Regions from separate parts of the Homo sapiens genome. Here region 2 is linked to region 1. A link is an interaction called in ENCODE POLR2A ChIA-PET data of the cell type or tissue named here. Cell type or tissue: PC-9. All regions are shown on one strand. Each heading gives the region's core, and the rest is flanking DNA. Links, peaks and the distances in the headings are about the cores only.

The links. ChIA-PET counts read pairs that join two places held together with the same protein. Peaks named below come from ENCODE experiments on the same cell type or tissue, not always from the same donor. Only the 100,000 strongest peaks of a DNase experiment are listed, where the experiment ranks them.
Region 2: POLR2A ChIA-PET joins it to region 1 with 5 read pairs; 8 of 35 experiments call an interaction of 5 or more read pairs at or near these places.

Annotation. Positions count from the first base shown.
Region 1 is chr19:48,800,333-48,805,703 of GRCh38, reverse strand. All of the region lies in intron 3 of BCAT2 (branched chain amino acid transaminase 2), which reads left to right. Among named protein-coding and RNA genes, the nearest start is that of BCAT2, 8.0 kb to the left of the region's middle. In PC-9, for the core only: no CTCF peak of the experiment used is centred there; a DNase peak (open chromatin) is centred at 3,403; H3K27ac peaks cover 1,608 bases.
Region 2 is chr19:48,913,014-48,918,384 of GRCh38, reverse strand. It overlaps NUCB1 (nucleobindin 1), which reads right to left. Exons shown (of 13, transcript NM_006184.6): 6 at 5,189-5,371; 7 at 4,821-4,911. All of the region lies in intron 1 of NUCB1-AS1 (NUCB1 antisense RNA 1), which reads left to right. Among named protein-coding and RNA genes, the nearest start is that of NUCB1-AS1, 3.2 kb to the left of the region's middle. In PC-9, for the core only: no CTCF peak of the experiment used is centred there; no DNase peak of the experiment used is centred there.

The DNA of each region.
Region 1 (5,371 bases), core at 325-5,324:
GGGAGAGGGCCAGCCGGGGGAGGGATGGCAGGAGAGGAGACAGCCCAGGGGGGATGGCGGGAGAGGGGACAGTTGGAGATGGCGGGAAGGGGGACAGTCGGTGGGGGATGGCAGGAGTGGAGACAGCCAATCCAAACCCCAAACGGGAGTAGAGCCTGGTACATTTGGGAGAAATTGCGGTGTTGGAGCATGGTTAAGGAGGCTGAAAATGTCAGGGCCATGGAGGAGCTGAGGGGCTGGGGCCTTGTCCAAGGGTGCTGGGAGCCACTGAGGGCTCTGAGGAAGGGAGGGGCAGGGCCATGTCTGGGTATAGTAAGAGCCCTCTCAGGCCATGTGGAGGGCAAGAGTTGCAGGCTAGGAAGCCGGGCTGGTGACCAGGTAGACCTTGGGCCTGTCCCCACATGGGGACCCAGGAGGAGGAGCGGCTTTGTGGCACCTGGTGAGCCTGAGATACTGTGAAGTTTCTAGGAGACAGATCCAGGAGGCATTTGGTTTTAGGACTTATAGCTGCGGCTGAAAGCAAGGTCTTCAGAAGGAAACTTTGGTTGAGACAAGATTTAAGTGAGCATCTTACAGCTCCAGTAACTGGTTAGCAGGTTGGCTGATTTTAGTCCTCCAGGGCACAGTTCTGTGGCATGAAGACTTTTATTCCATTCCTTTCTTTCCTTTCCCTCCCTCCCTCTGTTTTTTCCTTTCTTCCTTCCTTTCCAGAATTTTAAGGTTTTGTTTTTTCCCCTCTCCCCTCCCACTCTGGACATCTAAGCAACACCAGTCGATTCTGTACAGAGCACACACACCTCCAATCACAGCCAGACACTCCTGCCAGTACATAAGCGTGATGGGCAGGATTCCGCCTGCTGAGCCCCCAGGAAGCTGGTTACTTGGAGACCACCACACACTTCTCCCTTCAGCCCAGCACAGCAGTTGTCCTCTGGCTGGGGACCCAGTACTTTTTCTTCAGCTGAGTGAGAGCAGAGGAAGCCTGTGGCCCTGGCAGACAGAACGCACTGCTGTGATCCCGCGGGTCCAGGGGGCGGAAGGGGGAGGATGAGGGAGTAGGACAATGCTGTCCCTATGTCACCCACACTCCAGGGCATGTGTGGATTGCAGGCCGACCACGTGTATTATTTTTTATTTTATTTTTTCTTATTTATTTATTTAGAGACAGAGTCTCACTCTGTCCCCCAGGTTGGAGTGCAATGATACAATCTCGCTCACTGCAACCTCCGCCTCCCGGGTTCAAGTGATTCTCCTGCCTCAGCCTCCCCAGTAGCTGGGATTACAGGCGCCCGCCACCACACCCGGCTAATTTTTGTATTTTTAGTAAAGCCAGGGTTTCACCATGTTGGCCAGGCTGTTTTCGAACTCCTGGCCTCAAGTGATCTGCCCACCTCAGCCTCCCAAAGTGCTGGGATTGCAGGCGTGAGCCACCATGCCTGGCCTTATTTTTTATTATTGTGGTACTAATACGCATACATAATAACACACAGCATCAAATGTGGGATTCCAACCATTTTATTTGTTTGTTTGTTTGTTTATTTATTTATGAGATAGAGTTTCACTCTTGTTGCCCAGGCTGGAGTGCAGTGGCACAATCTTGGCTCACTGCAACCTCTGCCTCCCAGGTTCAAGTGATTCTCCTGCCTCAGCCTCCTGAGTAGCTGGGATTATAGACATGCACCACTATTGGCTAATTTTTGTATATTTAGTAGAGACACGGTTTCACCACGTTGGCCAGGCTGGTCTCAAACTCCCGACCTCAGATGATCCACCGCCTCATCCTCCCAAAGGGCTGGGATTACTGGCGTGAGCCACGGCGCCCAGCCTCCAACCATTTTAAAGCCCATAATTCAGTGGCAGGCAATGTTATGCAACCATCAGCACCATCAAGGTTCAGAACTGTTTAATCCCCCATACCTATTAATCAGTACCCATTGTCCCTCACCCCAGCCCATGACAACCATTAGTCTGCTTTCTGTCTTTGTCTACCTGTATTTGTTTATTTATTATCTTTAAATAATAGGGATGGGGTTTCACCATGTTACCCAGGCTGGTTTTGAACTCCTGAGCTCAAGTGATCCACCTGCTTCGGCCTCCCAAAGTGCTGGGATTACAGGCGTGAGTCACCAAGCCTGGCCACCTGCATTTTTGTTGTTGTTGTTATGACTCTTTTTTTGAGAAAGGGTCTTGCTCTGTAGCCCAGGCTGGAGTGCAGTGGCACGATCTTGGCTCACTGCAGCCTTGACCTCCCAGGCTCCAGCGATCCACCTGCGTCAGCCTTCCAAGTAGCTGGGACTGCAGGTGTGCACCACCATGCCCAGCTAATTTTTATTTTATTTTATTTTTTTTTAGGGATGGGGTCTTGTTATGTTGCCCAGGGTGATCTCAGATTTCTAAGCTCAAGTGATCCTCCTGCCTCAGCCTCCCAAAGTCCTGGGATTGCAGGCATGAGCCACTATATCCGGTGTATCCGGGCTCTTTTACCTGGGTTTTGTTTTGTTTTGTTTTTGAGACGGTGTCTTGCTCTGTTTCCCAGGCTGGAGTGCAGTGGCATGGTCTCAGCTCACTGCAACCTCCGCCTCCTAGGCTCAAGTGATCCTCCTGCCTCTGCCTCCCGAGTGGCTAGGACTACAGGCACACACCACCTTGCCCAGTTAATTTTTAAATCTTGTGCAAAGACAGGATCTCACTTTGTTGCCCAGGCTGGTCTCGAACTCCTGGCTTCAAGCAATTCTCCCACCTTAGCCTCCCAGTTCTGGGGTTACAGGTATGAGCCATCATACTGGGCCTGGAAATTCTTCTCTATACCTTAAAGCTTAAAGAGCTTTTTCCATCTTTCTTGCAGCCTCATGCTGTATCATCCTAACAATGCACCTCCTTAGGCAATCCCCTACTGTTGGACACTTAGGTTGTTTCCAGTCTATTATAAACAATTTTGCAATAAAGAATCTAGTACAGGGCCGGCTGTGATGGCTCACCTGCAATCCCAGCACTTTGGGAGGCTGAGGCAGGTGGGTCACCTGAGGTCAGGAGTTCAAGACCAGCTTTGCCAACATGGTGAAACCCCATCTCTACTAAATATACAAAAATTAGCTGGGTGTGGTGGCGGGTGCCTGTAATCCCAGGTACTCGGGAGGCTGAGGCAGGAGAATTGCTTGAACCCGGGAGGCGGAGGTTGCAGTGAGCCGAGATTGCGCCACTGCACTCCAGCCTGGGTGGCAGAGTGAGACTCCATCTCAAAAAAAAAAAAAAAAAAAAAAAAGGAATCCAGTACACACGTCCCTTCTTTAGTCACTTGTTTAAGTGCAAATGTATCTAGAGGCTCAATTTCGGGAACTGTAGGTCAAAGGATATGTATGCTTGTAATCTTGATACGTATCGCCACATCTACATCTACAGGGTGTGTCAGTTTCCACACCCACCAGCAGAGCCTGTTTCCATACCTTGGACAACCCTTGTCCAAGTTTTAGATCTTTTCCAATCTCCCATGTGGTTTTAAAGGTATCTCAAACTAATTTTAATTTGCATTTTTCTCCCTAGTGATTAATGAAATTGACTATCTTCTCACGAGCTTAAGGGCCACCTGTATTTCCTTTTGTGTGAACTGTCCATTTGCTAGGCTGATTTTTCTATCAGGTTAGGTTTTAAAAAATTCATCTGGGGCTGGGAAGAAGAGGCAGGGGGATTGCTTGAGCTCAGGAGTTCAAGACCAGCCTGGGCAACATAGTAAGACCCTATCTGTACAAGAAATTGGAAAAAAAAAAAAAGTCCAGTCGTGGTGGCTCACGCCTGTAATCCCAGCACTTTGGGAGGCCGAGGTGGGCGCATCACCTGAGGTCAGGAGTTCAAGACCAGCCTGGCCAACGTGGTGAAACCCCGTCTCTACCAAAAACACAAAAATTAGCCGGGCGTGGTTGTAGGCACCTGTAATCCCAGCTACTTGGGAGGTTGAGGCAAAAGAATTGCTTGAACCTGGGAGGTAGAGGTTGCAGTGAGCCAAGATAGAGCACTTCAGCCTGGGCAACAGAGTGAGACTCCATCTCAAATAAAATAAAAAATAAAATTCCCAATCCAAGATATAAAACAGTTATTTTTGTTTCCTTCTATAGCTTTTATGGTGTAATATATATATATATATTTTGTTTAGACTTTTAATGCACCTGGAATTTTTTCTGGTGTGAGGTGTGAAATAGAGATTCAACGTAGTTTTTCTCTAGATGGATATTTGGTTATCTATTCCATTATTCAGTCTGTCCACTCATATAGCAGTGTCACTCTGTTTTAAGTATTGTAGATTTATAATGTTTTACTACCTGATATGGCTACTCCCTGCCCCTGCCCCATCTTGCCCCTCATTTTTGTGGTGGTGGTTTTTATCCCCCCAAAATATTGTAGCTAGTTTTGCTTGTCTTCCATTCATTTATCTATTCATTCATCAAAAACCCACTATGGGAAAAAAAAAAAAAGTCTGGCTGGGTGCAGTGGCTCACCCCTGTAATCCTAGCACTTTGGGAGGCTGAGGCGGGTGGATCAACTAAAAATACAAAAATTAGCTGGGCGTGGTGGTGGGCGCCTGTAATCCCAGCTACCCAGGAGGCCGAGGCACAAGAATCACTTGGACCTGGGAGGCGGAGGTTGCAATCAGCAGAGATCACGCCACTGCACTCCAGCCTGGGTGACAGAGTGAGACCCTGTCTCAAAACAAAACAAAACAAAACAAAACAAAAAAACACTCTGTGCCAAGCGCTGCCTACCCTGGTGCATGGGACTGCAGGAGAGGCTGTCTGGTAAACGTGTCAAGGGTAATCCCTGCCTTCCAGGCTCTTCCACTCTGCAGTGGAGCAGATGCTGAACAAGCAAACTTGGAACCATGGGGCAGTGATCAGGGACAGAGTCTCCAGAAAAAAAAAACTAGGTCCCAGGCTGGAGTGCAGTGGCATGATCGTGGCTCACTGCAGTCTCAAACTCCCAGGCTCAAGTGATCCTCCCACCACCTTCCAAATACCTGGGACTCCAGTCACGTGCTACCACGTCTGGCTAATTTTCGTATTTTTTGGTAGAGATGGGGTCTTGCTATAATGCCTGGGCTGGTCACGAACTCCTACACTCAAGTGATCCTCCTGCCTCGGCCTCCCAAAGTGCTGGGATTACAGTGAGCCACTGAGCCCGGTCGTGTCCTTTGCTTTCTAGAGTCTCCGTGTGTCTCTACCTGTTTGTCTCCCTGTCTATATCTGTCTCTCTTTTTCTCCATCTCTCTGACCCAGCTGCTAAATCTCCCCGGTGCTCTCCTCTTGGCCTCCATCTTTCAGTTGTCTGTGTCTTTGTGTATCTGTCTCTGTCTGTCTTGGTGTCTCTCATGACTGTCTGGAGA
Region 2 (5,371 bases), core at 372-5,371, 110 kb before region 1:
CCAGGCCAGTGCCGACTCCAGTTGTGAGGGGAGCCTCTCCTACCAACGTAGACCCCACAGCTGCAGGGCTTCAGGCTCGGTCAGCCACACTTCCTGTCCTCACCACCGGCCCTCCTTCCTCGGCTCCCTCAGACAAGCACAACCTTCCTCCTGAGGAGGAGGCCAGGAACCCTCATCTTGCAAATCCAGTGGTTAATTTCCACCTGCATCTGACTTGACTTTCTGCCCTTGGCTTCCAGAACATGATTCTGTCCTCTCTGGCTGCCCCTCCACCTCCTTTGACGGCTCCATCCTCTTCCTGACCTCCACATGCTAGTGTGGCCCAGGGCTCAGGCCTGGGGGTCTCTTCTCTGCCTAAACTCTGGATCTGCGCTGTCCAGTACAGTAGCCGCTAGCCACATGGGCTGTTTAAATGTAAATTGATTAAGATTAAAGAAAATGTAGGGGCCAAATTTAGGGGCTCATGCCTGTAATCCCAGTACTTTGGAAGGCTAAGGCAAGATCATTTGAGCACATTAAGTTCGAGACCAGCTTAGAAAAGATGGCTAGACCCCGTCTCTACAAAAAAAAAAAAAAAAGTAAAAAATTGGGCCGGGTGCGGTGGCTCACGCCTGTAATCCCAGCACTTTGGGAGGCCGAGGCAGGAGGATCACCTGAAGTCAGGAGTTCAAGACCAGCCTGGCCAGCATAGTAAAACCCCGTCTCTACAAAAATACAAAAATTAGCCAGGCATAATGCCAAGTGCCTGTAACCCCAGCTACTCAGGAGGCTGAGGCAGGAGAATAGCTTGAACCTGGGAGGCGGGGGTTGCAGTGTGCCAAGATCATGCCATTGCACTCCAGCCTGGGCAACAGAGCAAGACTCTGCCTCAAAAAGAAAAAAAAAATTTAAAAATTGGCTGGGCATGGTGGTGTGCACCTATGATCCCAGCTACTCTAAGGGTTGAGGTGGAAGAATCACTTGAGCCCAGGAGGTCTGGGTTGCAGTGAGCCATGATCACGCCACTGCACTCCAGCCTGGGTGACAAAGGGAAGCCCCATCTCTAAAAATAAAAAAAATGAAAAATAAAAAAAGGTATAGGGAGTTGCTCTGAACCTATTCTGGTCTGTAGGGACTGCCTGATTAAAAAGATTAAATAAGGTTTTTATTTTTTTATTTTTTAGAGACAGGGTCTCACTCTGTCACCCAGGCTGGAGTGCAATGGTGTGATCGTAGCTCACTGAAGCCTTGAACTCCTCGGCTCAAGTGATCCTCCCACCTCAGCCTCCCAAGTAGCTGGGACTACAGATGCACGCCACCACACCCAGCTAATTTTTGTATTTGTTTTCATAGAGATGGGGTTTTGCCATGTTGCCCAGGCTGGTCTTGAACTCCTGGTCTCAAGGGATCCAGCCGCCTTGGCTTCGCAAAGTGCTGGGATTATAGGGGTAAGCCACTGCGCCGGGCCTATTTATTTGTTTATTTATTTTTGAGACAGAGTCTCGCTCTGTTGCCAGGCTGGAGTGCAGTGGCATGATCTCAGCTCACTGCAACCTCCACCTCCAGGGTTTAAGTGATTCTCCTGCCTCAGCCTCCTGAGTAGCTGGGACTGCAGGTGCGTGCCACCATGCCCAGATAATTTTTGTATTTTTAGTAGAGACGGGGTTTCACTATGTTGGCCAGGATGGTCTCGATCTCTTGAGCTCCTGATCTGCCTGCCTTGGCCTCCGAAAGTGCTGGGACTACAGGCGTGAGCCACTGAGCCCAGCCTATTTTCTATTTTTTAGAGACAGGGTTTCACTCTGTTGCCCAGGCTGGAGGGCACTGGTATGATCATAGCTCACTGCAGCCTTGAATTCCTGGACTCAAGTGATCCTCCCACCTCTGCCTCCCAAGGAGCTGGGACTACAGATGCACGCCACCACACCCAGCTAATTTTTGTATTTTATTTGTAGAGATGGGTTTGTGCCATGTTGCCCAGGCTGGCCTTGAACTCCTGGACTCAAGGGATCCACCCACCTCGGCCTCCCAAAGTGCTGGGATTACAGGCGTGAGCCACCGCATCCAGCCCAAATGTCCTCTCTAGAGCTGTGCTGGGACTCCAGTACAGCAGCCACTAGCCACATGGGGCAATTGAAATAGAAATTAATATCCAGTAGAATGAAAACTTCAGTTCCTCACCATTATGCTAAGTGAAATAAGCCAAACACACACACACACACACACACACACACGACAAATACCAAAAGATTCTACTTGCATGAAGTACCTAAAATAGTCAAAATCATAGAGACAGAAAATAGAATGGTGGTTGCTAGAGAGCAGGGGAAAGAAGGGGAGGGCGAGTGGTTTAATGGATACGGTTTCGGTTGTGCGAGATGAAGAGCTCTCAGAATTGGTTGCATGACAGTGTAAATATACTTAATACTATTGAACTGTACAATTAAACATCTTTAAAGCTGGGCGCAGTGGCACACACCTGCAGTCTCAGCTACTCAGGTGACTGAGGCAGGAGGATTGTTTGAGGCCTGGAGTTTGACTCCAGCCTGGGCAACATAGCAAGATCCTGTCTCAAAAAAAAAACAAAACAAAACACGGGGGGTGGTGCCCGGTGGGATGGCTCATGCTTGTAACCCCAGCACTTCGGGAGGCCAAGATAGGTGGATCGCTTGAGCAAAGGAGTTTGAGACCAGCCTGGGCAACATGGTAAAACCTTGCCTTTACTAAAAATTAAAAAAATTAGCCAGGCATAGTGGTACGTGCCTGTGGTCCCAGATACTTGGGAGGCTGAGGGGGAGGATCACTTGAACCTGGGTGGTCAAGGCTGCGAGGTAGTACACGTCACTACCTGAGACCCCATTACAGAATCTTCTAATTCTTTTTTACTTTCTATTGCTTTTTGAGACAGAGTCTCACTCTGTTGCCCAGGCTGGAGTGCAGTGGTGTGATCTCAGCTCATTGCAACCCCCGCCTTCCGCCTCCCGGGTTCAAGCGATTCTCCTACCTCAGCCTCCTGAGTAGCTGGGACTATAGGTGAGCACTACCATGCCTGGCTAATTTTTGTTTTGTTTTTTAATTTTTGTATTTTTAGTAGAGACTGGGTTTTGCCATGTTGGCCAGGCTGGTCTCCAACTCCTGGCCTCAAGGGACCCACCCGCCTAGGCCTCCCAAAGTGTTGGGATTACAGGCGTGAGCCACCACACCCGGCCTAGAACCTTCGTTGATTCTGAGATGCACTTTTGTGTTCTTCTATTTTATCACCCCTGAAATAGGGATGTATCTTTATTTATTTAACTTTTAATTTTTATTTTTTTCTTTGTTTTTTTGAGATGGAGTGTTGCTCTGTCACCCAGGCTGCAGTGCAATGGCACGATCTTGGCTCACTGCAAACTCTGCCTCCCGGGTTCAAGTGATTCTCCCACCTCAGCCTCCTGAGTAGCTGGGATTACAGGCACTCACGATCATGCCCAGCTAATTTTGGTATTTTTGTGGAGATGGGGTTTCACCATGTTGGCCAGGCTGGTCTTGAACTCCTGACCTCAGGTGATCCTCCCACCTCAACCTCCCAAAATGCTGGGATTATAGGCGTGAGCCACCACGCCTGGTCTATTTTTTTTTTTTAAATAGAGACAGGGTCTCACTTTGTTGTCCAGGCTGGTCTTAAATTCCTGGGCTCAAGCCATCTTCCACCTTGGCCTACCAAAGTGCTGGGATTACAGACATGAGCCACTACACCCAGCCCAGGACGCATCTTGTTTTCAATGGTACGTTAATTTAATTGGCAGCTTACGTAAAATGCTAGCACCTCTCATACTGTACAGTCTCGTGGAGTTACTAAAGTATGGTATGATCTGTGTGCCTGATCACTGGCTCTGAGGGGGAGGTACTTTGTTTTGTTTACAGTTGTATCCACGGGGTCTTGACAAAGCTTGGTCCTTAGAGGGAACTTAGGAAAGGTTTGCTGAATGAATGAGTCAGGCCTTGCTAAGCTTATCTGACCGGCTACAGATTCTGGGACAGGGTGCTTGGCATACCTGAGGGGGCTTGGCAACCCCAGGCCACATTTCCAGACAGGAAGAGACAGACTGAGGGGAGTGTGCCTTTGATCCACCATAGAGAAAGGGCTTTCGAGGCCGGGCGCAGTGACTCACGCCTGTAATCCTAGCACTTTGGGATGCTGAGGGGGCAGATCACACGAGGTTGGGAGTTCGAGACCAGCCTGGCCAACATGGTGAAACCCCATCTCTACTAAAAATACAAAAGTTAGCCGGGCATGGTGGTGCATGCCTGTAATCCCAGCTACTCGGGAGGCTGAGGCAGGAGAATCACTTGAACCCGGGAGGCGGAGGGCAGGGGGTTGCAGTGAGCCGAGGTCATGCCACTGCACTCCAGCCTGGGCAACAGAGCAAGACTCCATCTCAAAAAAAAAAAAAAAAAGGAAAAAGAAAAAGAGAAAGGGTTTTCCAGGCTTCTGGAGGCCTGGTTCTTAGGGAACAACCCACTCCTAGCGACAGGGTTCCCAGAGTGGACCAGGGCTTCTCCTGGGCTGCTGTGGGCAGAGGGCCCAGGCCTAGCCAAGCCTGGTTTGCTTACAGAGGACACCAGCTGTCCTTAGAACCCCGAGGTCTGGTGTTTGCTAGAAAAGAGGCCCAACCCTTCCATGCAGATCCTAGCCTTGTAGTCGGGAGAGGCAGGGCTGTCTGGTCAACCAGGGGACATAGGCTTGGCTCTTGGGCCTGACTAAGCCCTCCTGGGACAGACACACCCCTCTTAGCATTCAGGTCCTAGAAGGGTCAGAATCTAGGGTTCATCCTGGCTCTGGAACTCCCTCCCCACCTTACCATGCAGTATGAAGAAGGTCTTGGGGTTAAACCTGTTGGGGTCCAGTCCATCCAGCTCCTCCCACACCTCCTTCAACTGGGCTTGGCTGCCCTGTGGAGGGGAGAGCCAGGAGCTCATGAGCAAGAAGTCTGGATGCCATGGGATAAAACCAAATATCCCTTTACCCTCATCCAACAAACATCATCTCCCTCAAGCAAGAAAACTAAGAAAACTACAACTCCCAGCAGACCCTGGGGCAGCCAGGTACAGTAACAGGGAGTTTTTTTGCCTCAAGGGCCCCTGGGAATTGTAGTTCTTTAACTGCTTTCTTGTCTTGCGTTTGAACTGGATGTGGTAGGGAGTGGATGGGCACAAATGGGGTCCTCACAGGCACGTTGACTTTAGGGTGCTCGCGGTGCCGGCGCTGTTGCTCTTCCAGCTTCCTCTCCGCCTCCTTTCTCTGCTCCTCTCCCAGTGACTCCAGATAACGCCGTCTCTCGTGTTCCTTAAGCATCTCGTAGCGCTTGAACTCTTCATGATGGGCTGCGTCGTACTGGGCAAGGTCCCGGGT